Regions from separate parts of the Homo sapiens genome. Here region 2 is linked to region 1. A link is a loop called in an ENCODE intact Hi-C map of the cell type or tissue named here. Cell type or tissue: IMR-90. All regions are shown on one strand. Each heading gives the region's core, and the rest is flanking DNA. Links, peaks and the distances in the headings are about the cores only.

The links. Hi-C counts contacts between places; a loop is a spot of excess contacts. Peaks named below come from ENCODE experiments on the same cell type or tissue, not always from the same donor. Only the 100,000 strongest peaks of a DNase experiment are listed, where the experiment ranks them.
Region 2: a loop joins it to region 1, with 8 times the contacts of the local background. A loop is called at or near these places in 3 of 110 quality-filtered maps.

The regions. Positions count from the first base shown.
Region 1 is chr13:59,388,534-59,396,082 of GRCh38, forward strand. No RefSeq gene overlaps it. Among named protein-coding and RNA genes, the nearest start is that of DIAPH3-AS1, 620 kb to the right of the region's middle. RefSeq lists an enhancer at 3,279-3,388. In IMR-90, for the core only: a CTCF peak has its summit at 3,277 (motif pointing right); a DNase peak (open chromatin) is centred at 3,308.
Region 2 is chr13:60,222,202-60,229,750 of GRCh38, forward strand. It overlaps LINC00434 (long intergenic non-protein coding RNA 434), which reads right to left. Exons shown (of 3, transcript NR_047022.1): 2 at 4,404-4,617. Among named protein-coding and RNA genes, the nearest start is that of LINC00434, 42 kb to the right of the region's middle. In IMR-90, for the core only: a CTCF peak has its summit at 4,520; no DNase peak of the experiment used is centred there; H3K27me3 peaks cover 338 bases.

The DNA of each region.
Region 1 (7,549 bases), core at 1,076-6,075:
CTTTCTTTTCTTGGTTAATCTCACTAATGGTCTATCAGTTTTATATATCTTTTCAAAGAACCAGCTTCTCATTTCATTTGTCTTTTGTACTTTGTTTGTTTCCATTTACTTTTGTTGTGTTCTGATCTTTATTATTATTTTTCTTCTTTGGTTTGGGTTTGGATTGTTCTTGTTTCTCCATTTCTGTGAGGTATGACCTTAGATTGTCTAATGTTCTTTCAGACTTTTTGATGTAGGTATTTAATGCTATGAACTTTCCTCTTAGCACTGCTTTTGCTCTATCTCAGAGGTTTCCATAGGTTGTGTCACTATTATTGCTCAGTTCAAAGAATTTTAAAATTTCCGTCTTGATTTCCTCGTTGACACATTGATTATTCAGGAGCAGGTTACTTAATTTCCACGTATTTGCATCGTTTTGATTCCTTTTGGAGTTGATTTCCAATTTTATTCCACTGTGCTCTGAGAGAGTACTTAATAGAGTTTAATTTTCTTAAATTTACTGAGACTTGTTTTGTGGCCTATCATATGGTCTATCTTGGAGAATGTTCCATGTACTGGAATATATATTCTGTAATTGTTGGGTAGAATGTTCTGTAAATATCTGTTAAGTTCATTTGTTGTAGGGTATAGTTTAAGTCCACTGTTTCTTAGTTGACTTTGTCTTGATGATCTGTCTAGTGTTGTCAATGGACTATTAAAGTCACCCACTATTATTGTGTTACCATTTATAGCATGGCTCTTAAGATCCTTTCCTTTGTCTTGACTTTAGATAACCTGATGACTATGTGCATAGGCAATGATCTTTTTGCAATGAATTTTCCAGGTGTTCTTTGAGCTTCTTATATTTGGACATCTAGATCTCTAGCAAGGCTGGGGAAGTTTTCCTCTATTATTCCCTCAAATATGTTTTCTGAACTTTTAGATGTCTCTTCTTCCTCAGGAGCACCAATTATTCTTGGGTTTGGACATTTAACATAGTCCCAAACTTCTTGGAGGCTTTATTTTTTTAAATTCATCTTTATTTGTCTAATGAATTGGATTAATTTAAAAGCCTTGTCTTTGAGCTCTGAAGTTCTTTCTTCTTGTTGTTTGATTCTATTGTTGAGACTTTCCAGTGCATTTTGCATTTCTCTAAGTGTGTCCTTGATTTCCAGAAGTTGTGATTGTTTTTTATTCATGCCACCTAGTTCACTAAAGAATTTCCCATCTATATCCTGTATCATGTTTTTTATTTCCTTAAGTTAGACTTCACTTTTCTCTAGTGCCCCCTTGATTAGCATAATAATCAACCTTCTGAATTCTTTTTTTTTTGGCAATTCAGTTATTTTACCTTGGTTTTGATCCATTGCTGGTGGGCTAGTATGATTTTTGGGGGGTGTTGAGGAATCCTGTTTTGTCATATTAATAGATTTGTTTTTCTGCTTTCTTCTTATTTGGGTAGACTATGTCAGAGGGAAGACCTGAGATTCAAGAGCTGCTGTTCAGATTCTTTTGTCCCATGGGAGTGATCCCTTGATGTGGTGTTCTCACCCTTCCCCTAGGAATGGGGTTTCCTAAGAACCAAACTGTAGTGCTTGTTTTGCTCTTCTGGTTCTAGCCACTCAGCAGAGCTAACAGGCTCCAGGCTAGTACTGGGGAGTGTCTGCAAGGAGTCCTGTGATGTGAATCGTCTTCAGGTCTTGCAGCCATGGATATCAGCACTTGATCCAGTGAAGGTAGCAGGGAAGTGGAGTGGACTCTGTGAGGGTCCTTGGCTGTGTTTTTGTTTAGTGTGCTGGTTTTGTGTTGGTTGACCTCCAGCCAGGAGGTAGCACTTTCAAGATCACATCAGCTGTGGTCCCATAGGAAGGATGCAAACTTGCCCTAAGGACACCTGGTTAAGTATTCAGGCTTCTCAGGCGGTGGGCAGGGTCATAGAGCACCCAAGAGATTATGACCTTTGTCTTCAGCTACCAAGGTGGGTACAGAAAGACCATCAGGTCGGGGCAGGTTTAGCCATGTCTGAGCTCAGTCTCTCCTCGGGCAAGGCTTGCTGCGGCTGCTATGGGTGATGGAGGTGTGGTTCTCAGGCCAATGGAGTTATATTCTCAGGGCTATTATGGCTGCCTCTTCTGAGTCATACAGGTCACCAGAGAAAGCCAGCAGTCACAGGCCTCACCTCCTCCCCACGCAGCCCAAAAGCCTAAAGGCCAGTCTCACTCCCACTGTGCCCCCACAACAGCACCGAGTCTACTTCCTGGCAGCAGGTGACCATGTCTGAGAACTTGCTCCAGACCACCAGCCTTCTTGCTGAGAAAGCAAGCAGACTCACAGTTTTTCAGCATCTCAGGGAGTCTGAAGCAGTGATCTAGTTCCCTCAAAGGGTCTTTGGATTCTCTCTGCTTTACTGGTATGTTCCTATGGTAGTTATTGGAGCAAAAGTTCATGACGTGAGTCTCTACATGCTGCTCTGTCCATCCGAGCAGGAGCTACAAGCTAGTCCTGCCTCCTATCTGCCACCTTAACCTGTATCCAGCACTGGTATATTTATTACACAATATTTGTGGAGCATGCACAGGGTTGCTACAAAGTCCTCACATGTAATTGTAGATGTTTTTTGTATGGGCACTTCTATTCTCAACGCAAGTTTTAATTTTCCCCATGTTCTTCTATACGTACTCTCCCATGCTGATAGTTGAAATTTACTAAAGCAATCCCTGATAGTGATTTTTAAGCAATTTGATGAAGCTGAAAATCATGAGTCAAACCCAAGTAACACTTTTGTTCCTAGGCCATAGAATCAGAAAAACTTGGGTTTCAATCATGATCTATCAACCATACTAGATATTCTTCTGCCTGACTCCTGTTTCCACATCTGCAAAATGGGTAGAATAATATCTACCTACCATTTTAGTACTGTTGTGAAGATTAAATAAGATGGGCCGTAACTTTGTCTAGCTCATAGAAAGAACTCATGAAATAATGCTGTTGATAGCATTATTATTATTTATCACTAGCTTCTAGATTTTCTCAAGATATAAGTCTTCCTTTGGGAAGAGGCTCTGACCTCATTGTTTGTCTCAATTATGTTCTGTCCCAGAATGTCCATGACTGAGTGTCTTCTCGTCACTTCACTCTAGTCATGACACTCATCCTACCAACTAGTGAATATGCATGTCTGCCCCGTTATTAGACTATTGTCTCAGCATCAAACTCATTTTTCTATATTCCCTTTGGTAATGCTAGGGCTGAGACTCTTATTTTTCTTTTGCCAGAGGTTCTGTTAGGCATTGTCACTAGAGGGCACCAGAGGGAGACAGCTAGGCTAAAGGCAGGGACCACAAACACTTCCTGTTTGTGTCTTGCTCCTGTCTTGGTTTTCTGTTCTTATTTTAGTTTCCTGTTCCTATGTCACTCTAGCAACCCTTACACTGGTTTGTTCCAGTAGAATAGCTGATTCCAGTTTGCAATTTTTCCAACGCTTAAAGACCAGCCTCATCTCACCTCTCTGGTTCACCAGCTCTGCAGAGCCTCTCTTCCAAGTCACTAAGTGTTAATAATTTCAACTTCTTCCCTCATCCTCCAGGCCTAGGGTTATACTTAGTGTTCTCTTTTTGCCTTTTCATTTCTTTAATTCCTAGTTAAAAATCTTTATTTTAAACTCCTTCTATTAAAATAACAGGTGTGTATTTTATGTCCTGGCTGTACTCTGACGGACACAGATGAGCTGTATATCCTCCTTAGACTCTTCTTTAGACTCTATGCCAAGATCCCCTGGGGATAATCTTATATCCTAAGCTAAGTCAGTTCTTCACCATCCCATTATATATAGGCATTTCTCAAATATTTTCAGCCTCTGTGATTGTTAAGGCTAACTTAGCTCTCTAAGAAACTCTTGTCCCCACATCTAGCCACCACATTCATGTCTGCTGGCCCCTTAGAGAACAGACAGGTTTGCTCTACCTGATTGCCTCCAGTCATTTCCCTTTAAATCTTACCTCCCAGTGAGATCACCTATAAAAGGCTCCTGACTCAAGTTAGGAACATAGCCAATTGTTGAAACTGTTGAAGGTAGTAGAGAAAGGTAGACAAACCTGTGCTTCTCATGCCTATATCACTTATTTTACTTCTCTTCCATTTATCCCATCTCCAGGCCACTATAAAGAATCCATCAGTATTTTTCTCAAACATCATTTTCATCTTAGTTCTCCCTTCCTCAAGAATGTACAATGATTCCCTATTGCCCATCAGATCAAGTCTAACCACTGACAGACCCTGGGTATCATTAGGATGGCTTCAATCAATTAAACTGACAACATTCTATAGTCTTAGACTGATTTTTCCATTTTGTACTTCTTGCTTTAGTAACAAATTCAAATTCTTCCAGCTTTCTCTGTGTGTGTGTGTGTGTGTGTGTGTGTGCATCTGTGTGTAGAAGGAACTAGTGGAACTAGTAACAGCCTATAGGAATAGACCTACTAGGAGGATAAGATGCCTGGGAAGCTGGTCTACAGTTTAGCCAGGCTCACAGCTAACATGCAGGAGTACAGTACACTAGGGATAGGTGAATAGGGAGCCAGAGACTCCATAAAACTTGGCAAAAACCAAGAAGGAATCCCTTTAGAAATGAAAAAGCTTCTTGGGCAGGCTTGAAGCACTTCTTATCCCAGTTACATGCTGCCAGGGTCCACCAGGCATCCTCAGGGGGATCTGAAGTCCAGGAAATCATCATTCTTCAACCCTGAGGGTTGCTGTACCTCCACAATAAGAGGCCATCTGTGTACAATAAATACTATCTTTTACCTGCATTAAAGCTACTTGTGTACTTTGTCTATTTCCATCAGCCAAATATTATCACCCTTTGACAGCCACAAGTATCTGCCAGGTAAATTTCCACAGAAGGACTTCTTTAAAAATGTTTATTGTATAAAGAACTATCAACTAATCAATGATTATCTTTCATAATTAAACAGCTATCATCTTTAGTTGATTCTATGGTCGTTCCTCTGATTTTATTATATGTTGCCTACAAGGAAAATGGTCTGTGCCTAATTTATACGATTTGAAAAGATAGTTCATGCTGTGTGATTTTGTATGATTTATATGATTTATATGATTTTATAAGATATATGATTTTATATGATTCTATATGATTTATATGATTCTAAATAGCCGGGTGAAAATAGAAAATTGAGCCAAATGTCTGCAGTTTTTGTCTACATGGTATCAAACACCTAGATATTTAAAAATACCTGGATCATTGACATACCTTATAGATCAGCCTAAGAAGAAAAGTTAAAATGTGTAAAGCATATGTTTTTAGTGTTCTTACTGAATTTTTACTTGGCTAATAATGATTTTGCTTAAATGTTAAATTTTATGTTTGAGTTTTTTCCTTATAAAGATGACTTAGTACTAAATTATCCTTATTTTGATGTGCCTGTCATGACTTTTAAATATATTTACTGTCATTCATTTCATTTCAATGTTTCTTCTAAGTTACACTCTTGCCATTTACTCTATTTTAGCTCTATCATGATTAGGATATGGCATGATGCCATTTTTTTTTCATTCTTTCTTCAGGATTTATGCCAATATAGCTAGATTTCTCACTTAATGGTAAACTTCTCTGATTTCAGGAATCTAAAAAAAATACTGAGGGCAAAATGAGAGACATAATCAAAAGAAAGCTTATGTTACCTGATGTCACACACACAAAAAATGAAAATTTGATGAACCGGGTGTGGGGAAATTGTACTCTCTATTTGAATTCATCAGTGGCATACATTCTGAGCTTCACATGTGGCACATAGCAAGATATTTTAAAATTCTTCTTTCCATGAAATGAAATATGTTTACTATGCATATAGTACTGGAACAAGTACTGTATCCTTACTAGAATGTGAAGAATATACTTGGCTTGATAAATCATCTGGGGGCAATAAGCATGAGTAGCAAGGTACTTATTTTTGTGTAAATGTCCTTTAACTCACACCACTGGCCAAACCTTACATTCAGCCTCTTATTATACCCTGCCTTAAAAAAAAAACTTGTCTTAGTCAGTTCAGCTGCTATACATATTAAAAAACAATATCATAGACTGAGCAGCTTAAACAACAGAAATTTATTTCTCACAGTTTTGGAGTCTGGGAATTCCAAGATCAAGGTGCTGTCATTTCCGGTGCCTGGTGAGGGCTTGTTTCCTGGTTTGGAGATGGCTGTCTTCTCATTTTACACAACAGAGAGTAAAGAGAGAAAGCAAGCTCCCTTAGGTCTCTTATGCGCTAATTCCTTCCTGAGATCTTCATCCTCATAACCTAATTACCTCTCAAAGGCCCCATCTCCAAGTACCATTTTGCTGAAGATTAAAGTTCTAACATGAATTTTAGGTGAGGACAGAAACATTCAATCCATAGCATAACTCTTACTTAAATGAGTATATACAATCAATAGCAGTTATTTCTATTCCTGTCTCCTTAGAACTTATCATACCTCATAGAACTGAATTTAAATACATTTCCTGATGACTAAATTGCAACACATTCCAGAAATCCATCAAAACTTGCCTCCCCCAAGCATGCTCAGATGCACTTAGAATAAAGTCCAAACTGTTTTTTTGTTCTGAGACGGGAGTCTCACTGTTGTTGCCCAGGCTGGAGTGCAATGGCGCGATCTCTGCTCACTGCAACCTCTGCCTCCCAGGTTCAAGCAATTCTCCTGCCTCAGCCTCCTGAGTAGCTGGGATTACAGGCACCCACCACCATGCCCGGCAATTTTTTGTAATTTTAGTAGAGATGGGGTTTCACTATGCTAGCCAGGCTGGTCTCAAACTCCTACCTCGGGATTCGCCCGCCTCGGCCTCCCAAAGTGCTGGGATTACAGGTGTGAGACACCGCACCTGGCCCAAATTCTTTTACCTTAAACAAAGGCCCCGCCTGATCTGTGCCTTTGACCTCCTCTTTATCTATTCCAACTTTACCTATTCCAGCTTTACCAGACTTTATGTAACGTATTTTTCCAGCCTCATTTTCCCTTCAGGACTTGGCATTTGCTGTTTTCTTTGCCTAGAAGTTTCTTGCCCCCAGGTCTTTGGCCAACTCATTGTTCATATCTTACCTCAAAGGCCACCTTCTCAGAGAGGTCTTCCCTAAACATCCTAACTCCTCTCTATTCTACTGTGCTGGACCATAGCATTTATCTGTATCTGAAATGTTTATTTACTTCTTGTCTCTGTCATGGGAAAAGCTGACCCCCTAAGTCTGGTCCTAAGAGCCTCTCCAGGTTCCTGGTTTGTTTTCCAGTTCTCTGCTGGGACTGGAGCCTGCCCCAAATCCTAAATTGTTTACCTTGGTTTTGATTCCCTGTTTTCCTCCCAGCAGCCCACTCTGCCTTAGAACTGGATCCAACTCTCTGTACTCTCGTGCCTTGTTCCGAGAGAGGAGCCTTCCTAAAACTTTTTTTTTTTTTTTTTTTTTTATTGTGACGGAGTCTCGTTCTGTCACCCAGGCGGGTGTGCAGTGGTGCGATCTTGGCTCACTGCAAGCTCTGCCTCCTGGGTTCACGCCATTCT
Region 2 (7,549 bases), core at 1,618-6,617, 830 kb after region 1:
AATAGTAAGGACCTACTTGCGTAGCGCAAAGCTAGATGTGTCAAAGCGTTATGAATTGTTCATAGTATGTGATAATCATGATTATATATTTCAATGTTGTACCTTTGCATGGAAAGCTTCTTTGACTGTGTTTTCAGTTTCTCTGTTGTTCCTTCAAAGCAGGCAGCCACCATCTCTGAGAGCTGCTGCTATTATAGTAAATAAGAAGTTATGTGCTTCCTATCTGTCTCCTCATAACTAACTCTCTTCATTAAAGTTAGAAGGAACAGTGGTATGCTGAAGCTGGACAATACAGCCTCATTAGAGCTGACTGTTATATTTTTAGGAATTTTATTTTATTAGGTTGGTGCAAAAGTAATCAAAAGTCATGGCAAAAACTGCAATTACTTTTGCACCAAACTAATACATCCCACTATTAAAAATTAAATTGTATAACCTTAGAATTAAATAAATTTCTTTTAAAAAAAGGTAACAAATAATCCAAACTCTTCACATCTTGGTGATTTTACTACATTTTACAACAATCTATACACAATATTTATGTTCATTTTATCTATATGGTAGAAATATCATGTAAAAGTGTGCAACTCTTTTCCACTCCACATTCAGCGATGTCAGGTGGGTAGCTTGAAATCAACTATGAGCATTTACACCATGGAAATTGGCAAACATAAAAAAATAGGGCTTTTATTTCAAGAGAACTAGTTGTTAAATGTTTACCATCACACCATTGACAACGAGAGTATAAATAGATGTCAATTCCTTTGCCAATACTTGACAAAACAATTACTTATGTTTACATGACTGGCTAGTGAGACATTTTGCCATCAACTAGCTATTTTTATAATGTTGTGAGCCTTGATACTCACAACTGAATTCCCTCATTCTCTCTTTATCACCAGTGAAAATTGTAAATCAGCAGCAATAAAGAATTAAATTGGGTTTCAACAAGAAATAAAAATGATGCCAATCAACTATGTGGGTAGAATTTTATGCTGTTAGAAAATAAGTAAATATATGAAACTCATAAATCTATTGCATGAATATATCAGTCAGAGATGGAGAAAAAGCTATCACAAGGGGAGGGACATAAATTGTGCTTTGTGAAAAGAATGTACTAAAATAAGGAAATGCACTGCATGGGTTCATAATTTGGTAATAATATGAGTTCATTAGTTGCTATATGTTTTCTGGGCAGTAGTTTGTCCCTGATAGAAAGCTTTACTGAAGATCCTGGGATCAGGTCACAGAAGAATGATTTAGTGAACATCTAATGGCTGTTGTCAATGTGCTCACATTCAAAGCCAGGCCCATCCGTAGAGGGGATCCCTTGTGTGGTGCCTTTCTGTTTCGTTTCCTTCACCAGGGAAGTCACAGTATTGCTGCTCCCTGGGAGTCCAGGCCCTGAGCCCCAGAGAATATTCACCTCCACCTATGTCCTGCATCCCCAGTCCTTAGTGTTTGTCTAATTATTAACCTTATTCCTGAATAATTAATCCTAATAACATTTTCATTGGTAAGTAAGGGATATATATATGTGTGCGTGTGTGTGTCTGTGTGTGTGTGTGTATGTGTGTGTGTAAGAGTTCTGCTGTAAAATTTCAGAGGACCAAAAAACTCTGTGATAAAGATAAATAGTATTTAATTTAATATATTTAAAAAATTAAACTTAATGCAAAAAACCCATGATTCATAGAATATCAAAATCTGAAATAAAGACAGGATTAGACTTTAGGATAAGGGTGCTGTTCCCACTAGTGAACCAGGCTTCCAAGTGGAATGCCTTTCTTCCCATTTTCATTTGTCTCCCGCGAGTTTGCTCAATTAGCTCTTTCTTTTCTCTCCTAAATTTTCAGCTTCTAGCTCTGTATAGGCATTCATTTCCCAAAGCCTACAAACTTGCTAAAGTTCCAACCACCTTTGAAACAAAAACAAAAGGAAGAACTGCCTCATTTCAATTCCTTTGATTTTTCTCCTGCTAACATCCCACACATTTTCCTTTATACCAAAGTTCCTTGAAAAAGTAACCTGTGCTCAGTGTCTTTATGTTTTTACCTCCCGTTTGGCATTTCTTCAATGCACAATGTTCATTATTCCTGTCTTTTGTGTGGGGGAGGTATACAGGGTCTTGCTCTGTCACCTAGGCTGGGGTGTGGTGGCACGATCTCGGCCCACTGCAACCTCCGCCTCCTGAGTTCAAGCAATTCTCTTGCCTCAGCCTCCTGAGTAACTGGGATTACAGGCATACGACACCATGCCCAGCTAATTTTTGTATTTTTTATTAGAGATGGGTTTCACCATGTTGGCCAGGCTGGTCTTGAATTCCTGGCCTCTAGTGATCCGCCCACCGTGGCCTCCCAAAGTGCAGAGATTGCAGGCATGAACCACCGCACCTGGCCACTCCAGTCTTTTTGAGAAATCTCTTCTTTTTGACTTCTATGATATCACTTTTTATTATTCCTTCTTCTACCTCCAAACATTCCTTCTCAGTCTTACTTGGAATCTCATTTATTTCTGCCCTCTCTTAAAACGTTGGCAATCGTCAGGTGCTAGCATCATCCTCTGCTTCCCTCACCCCTCCTTCAACGACCACACCAACTCCCATGAGAGAACTATCAAAAACAAGCACACAACACTTATTTCCAGCTCTGAAGTCTCTCCTGGATACAGATTTTTATATAGGCAGCCTACTAGACAGCCCCTCTTGGCCACTCATAGACACCTCAACCTCAACATATCTTAACACACTCATTACGTAGCTCATTCACCACCGCTCTGGCTGGCTTTACCTCTACTATTTATCTCGTTGAATGGCACCAGGAATTCAACAAGGAAGCATGAAGCCACTCTAGAGTATTCCTTTTCCTCAAAGGCTAGAGACCTGAGTACTCCTAAAGACACCACCTCCAGCATCCGTGGAGCTGCCAACAGAAGCCCTCAGAATTTCACTTACGGTTTGCACACAGGACTTGTGGGACAACCTGTGATCCTGGAATGACATCCCACATTATCACAGTGTATTCCTCTTCTCTGCCCTCACCTTCTGCTTCTCTTATTCCTGCTTCCTCTGTGCCAGAAATGCTAGCCTTCCTGCTTCTCCCTGGACCTTTCTTCCTCCAGATACACAGCTCCCCACCTTCCTTTGCTCATCTGTCTACTGATAGAAATATCTGTCATTGAGCCCTTTCCTAACCACCCCACATAAAATTAGTAACCTACTCCCCTACTGTTCTCTTATCTTCCTATCCAGCTTCATTTTCCTTCTTAGCACTTATACACACCTGACTTATTTTGTTTGTTCATTTTTCTTGTCTATTAAAATGTGCATCCCCTGAAACCAGGGTCTAGCTTACTAACTATATTTTCATCCCCTAGAACAGTGTTCAATCTTTAGTAGAGACAAAACATACATTTGTTAAATGACTGTATGATTAATTCCTGTCATACCTACTCCTTCAACATTTATCGTCTCAGTTTCCTTGGATATTCCTCACATATTCAACAAATATTCACTGAGCTCTTCATACAAGACCTGCAGAGTGCTGGCTGCTGCCATTGTCGCTGCTGCAGGACTCATTGTCTCCAGCCTGGACTCTTGGAATTGTCTCATAACTGGTTTCCTTGCTTACAGTCAGTTCTCCTTTTTACCTGTTCTTCATGCTGTTGCTAGGTTGTCTTTCCAACTTAGCTCACATTGATAGCTTCTCTGTGAAGCCTTTCTCAATAATTTCAGTAGAATGTCTTGACCTTCCTTGTGCCTCAATGTGCCTTGTACAGATGGCTGTCATAGCACATACACTATGGCACTTTGCTGAACATATTTATACATCTGTCACGTATTATTTGACTATAAACTCACTGAGGACAGATGTTACAGTCTTTTATTTGCCCTGAGTTTTATTTATCCTCACTATTTAACACAATACCAGGGCTAACATGAATGCTTGATAAATATTTGTTGAATAAGTAACATCATAGTGTTATCAACAAATTAACTGTCTTTATGCCAGAGAGTCTAAAGCACTTACACACAAATCATAGTATGTTTTTCCAACTTAAAAAAAAATGATTTGAACATACATCTTTGTATGATAGGTAAAAAGCAGGTATTATTATCTCCCTCTAACAGAAGGAGGATTGGATTTGTATCTGCTTCCTAAGATTACTTTGCACCCATAACTGGATTGATAGCATCAAGTCTAGTGTGCAGATTATTAAATTGGATGCTGAGGGATTAGCAAAGAAAAGTAGAAACATTCTCTGCCTTCAAGGATCATATTACCTGAAGGGGAAGACAATACCCATAGAAAATAGGTAGGAAAATAGGTCCATTGAAGCTCTTCTAAACAATCCTAAAAATGGACCACTCAAATATTGAGAGAAAGGAAAAATGCTGAAATTACCTCTGTAACCAAACTGGAACTTCTTTTGGAGATCAGCATCTGTATTTAGATGACAGCTGCTCTACCCAGAGGGCTGTACACAGGGAGACAAGTCACCTCTTCCAAGCCTGCAGTGCTCCCTAACGGCCAGCTGTCCGGAGCATGCAGCAGAATGGCAGCATCCTGACAGTTTAATTCTGAGCATCACGTCTGCAATTTACCTGGAGGGAAGAAGCTGAAGGCAGAATGCATAGGGAAATGATGATGAATTCCTAATGACTATTCTAGGTTAAATACTACTGACAAGTCAATGGGTAGAAGGTTTCATTTTGAAGGAGGCTGCTAAAAAGTGATTAACACCATATTTCTAAAACTAAATCAAAACTCTACCAGGGATTCAGCTTCAAAATTGTGATAGTCTGGTTTTCCAGGAAAATGACTGTGTACTAAGAGAACAAGGCAGGGAAGTCAATTAACATTTCTAGGCACTTTTTATGTGTTTTAAATAGTTCTTTCAAACCCTCTCCCAAATGAATCCTCACAACAATATTGCAAGATAAACATTACTAATTCCGTTATTATAGATGAGGATATTGTAGAAAATAAAGGTCCACATGAAAACAGTATGTCTTTCTATCAATGTGGACTCATGAATACTTATTGTAATCAGTAGGTTATAATCTATTAGTCTCATTTATTTTGTTGCCTTTCCCAGCTTTGACCATGGGGAGTTCCCTCAAGTGGACTCTGGTGTCCTTTTCACATGACTCATCAATTTTTTATCATTTCCTTACTTTCTGGCATCACAAGATATTTCAGGCTCCCCTTGTATTTTTTTTTCCTCAACTCTGGAATCAGCCAAGGAGCACTGGTTCCTTTTATTAGAGAATGGTTTTAAAATGAAAATGAGATCTGAGTGCTGGTGGGGCTCATTTGCCAAGGTGATGTTGTTTCTAGGTGCTCACAGAGAAAACAGATGAGAAATATATACATGTATACACATACATAAGTTCCACATACATCCATCTACATCTTTTTCTATCTCTAGCTATCTCAAATATATCAAAAACACAAGTTCACATTGATACCTCAGATTCCAAACCACCACCTCAGTGTTCATTCAAGCCTGTCCCATCTCTGTCTCCAATAGTGAGGAACCAGACTCTCATTACCCCCAATATATTTATTTGAGCAGTCCTAGAACATACACAAAGTAGTTACTGAATTGCTAACTCATACTCCAGTGAAAAACAAATTCAGTAACTAACAATATTTGTGAACAGTTTTTTTTTGTCTTTAGCCTTACAAAATATAGTCAAAACATTGTTTTTCAAATTTGTTACTGTATTTCATTTTCGATGTTCTCTACTTCCTAATTCATTTTGACTATTTATTCAGTATGACTAATGTGATCATGATACCAAAAGTCAAAGCATATGTGTGTGTGTGTGTACATATGTATCTATATATATACATATACATACATATATATACACACATATACATATACATATATATATATACATATACATATATATCTAAAGGTATAATCAGAGAAATGTCACCTCCCTTTAGCCCTTCTCCTTTGTTCCTGCTCTCCCATTCTTTCTATTGAGTCCCTACCCATCTCCTTTGGGTAACCAATCTCATTAGTTCAAGTTTATTCTTATTATGTTTCTATTTGCACAAATAAGAAGATACATGTATATTTTCTTTTCCCTTTTTTCTTTTTTTTCTTTTCGTTCTTTCTTCTTCCTTTTTTTTTTTTTTTTTTTAGAGATTCTCACTCTTTTTCCCAGGCTGGAGTACAGTGGCATGATCACGACTCACTGCAGCCTCGACCTCCTAGACTCAGGTGATCCTCCCACCTCAACTTCCTGAGTAGCTGGGACCATAGGCTCATGCCATCACACCCTGGTAATTTTTGTATTTTTTGTAGAGACAGGGTTTCACCATGTTGCCAGGCTAGTCTCGAACTCCCAGGCTCAAGAAATACACCCACCTCAGCTTCCCAAAGTGCTGGGGTTACAGGCATGAGCCACCACACCTGGCCTTATGTGTGTACTTTTTAATACTATGTTATACACATTAGGATGTACATAACATCCTAGGATTACATTTGGCTTTTTCACTTAAAAGTATATCCTGGGGCTGGGCGCGGTGGCTCATGCCTGTAATCCCAGCACTTTGGGAGGCCAAGGTGGGCGGATCACTTGAGGTCAGGAGTTCAAGACCAGCCTGACCAACATGGAGAAACCCCGTCTCTACTAAAAATACAAAATTAGCCGGCATGGTGGCACATGCCTGTAATCCCAGCTACTCAGGAGGCTGAGGCAGGAGAATCACGTGAACCTGGGAGGCAGAGGTTGCGGTGAGCCGAGATTGCACCATTGTACTCCAGCCTGGGCAACAAAAGCGAAACTCTGTCTCAAAAAAACCCAAAAAACAAAAAACATATATCCTGGAAATTAATCCGTATCACTAGTTTCTGGCTGAACGTTCCTGGTCTTTTAGGTAACAAGCTTCTGCTTTGTTCCCCAGTTCTGACAGGAGTTCAATTGTCCAGAGAGCCTTTCTCCTCCTCAAGATCCCAAATTTGGCTGATGAAATCTTTGTCTCCCTTTTATTTTTGTTCTTTGAGGGGACCTTTAGTCTATGTCTCTCTTGGGATTTAGATAACACCATCCCTGGGGCATGGCCGAATCCGGTTTCATCTTTGAACCCTGTCACTTAAGGGGTTCAGTGCTGCTTCAGAGACCAGGTGGCTAGGGGAACGTGTGTAAAAATGGAATAAAATGCACCTGATAAAGGTATGGACTTAGAAACAATGTGGAAACATGAGGGCATCCATCTGGGACTGGCTTTACCTTATCCTACCCTCCTCCCTCCCCATCACACTGTCTGTTGCTTCTTTGAACCATCTCTACTTCTTTTCCTTTTCAAAGCAACTCTAATGTTTATTTCATCTACTCTCCTCTGTGTGCCGGTAGAAAGGGGATTATTTCTTTTCTCCAAGGTTTCCCCTGTTGAATGAGGTCCCTTGATAACAAACTTTCCAAATCAGTTGTTTCCTAAACATATTTTCAAACATTCAACTAGCTTTGGTCTTTGCTAGATCCTCTTTTGGGAGTGCCTTTCTACTCCTCTACCTGGAGAACTCTGGCTCA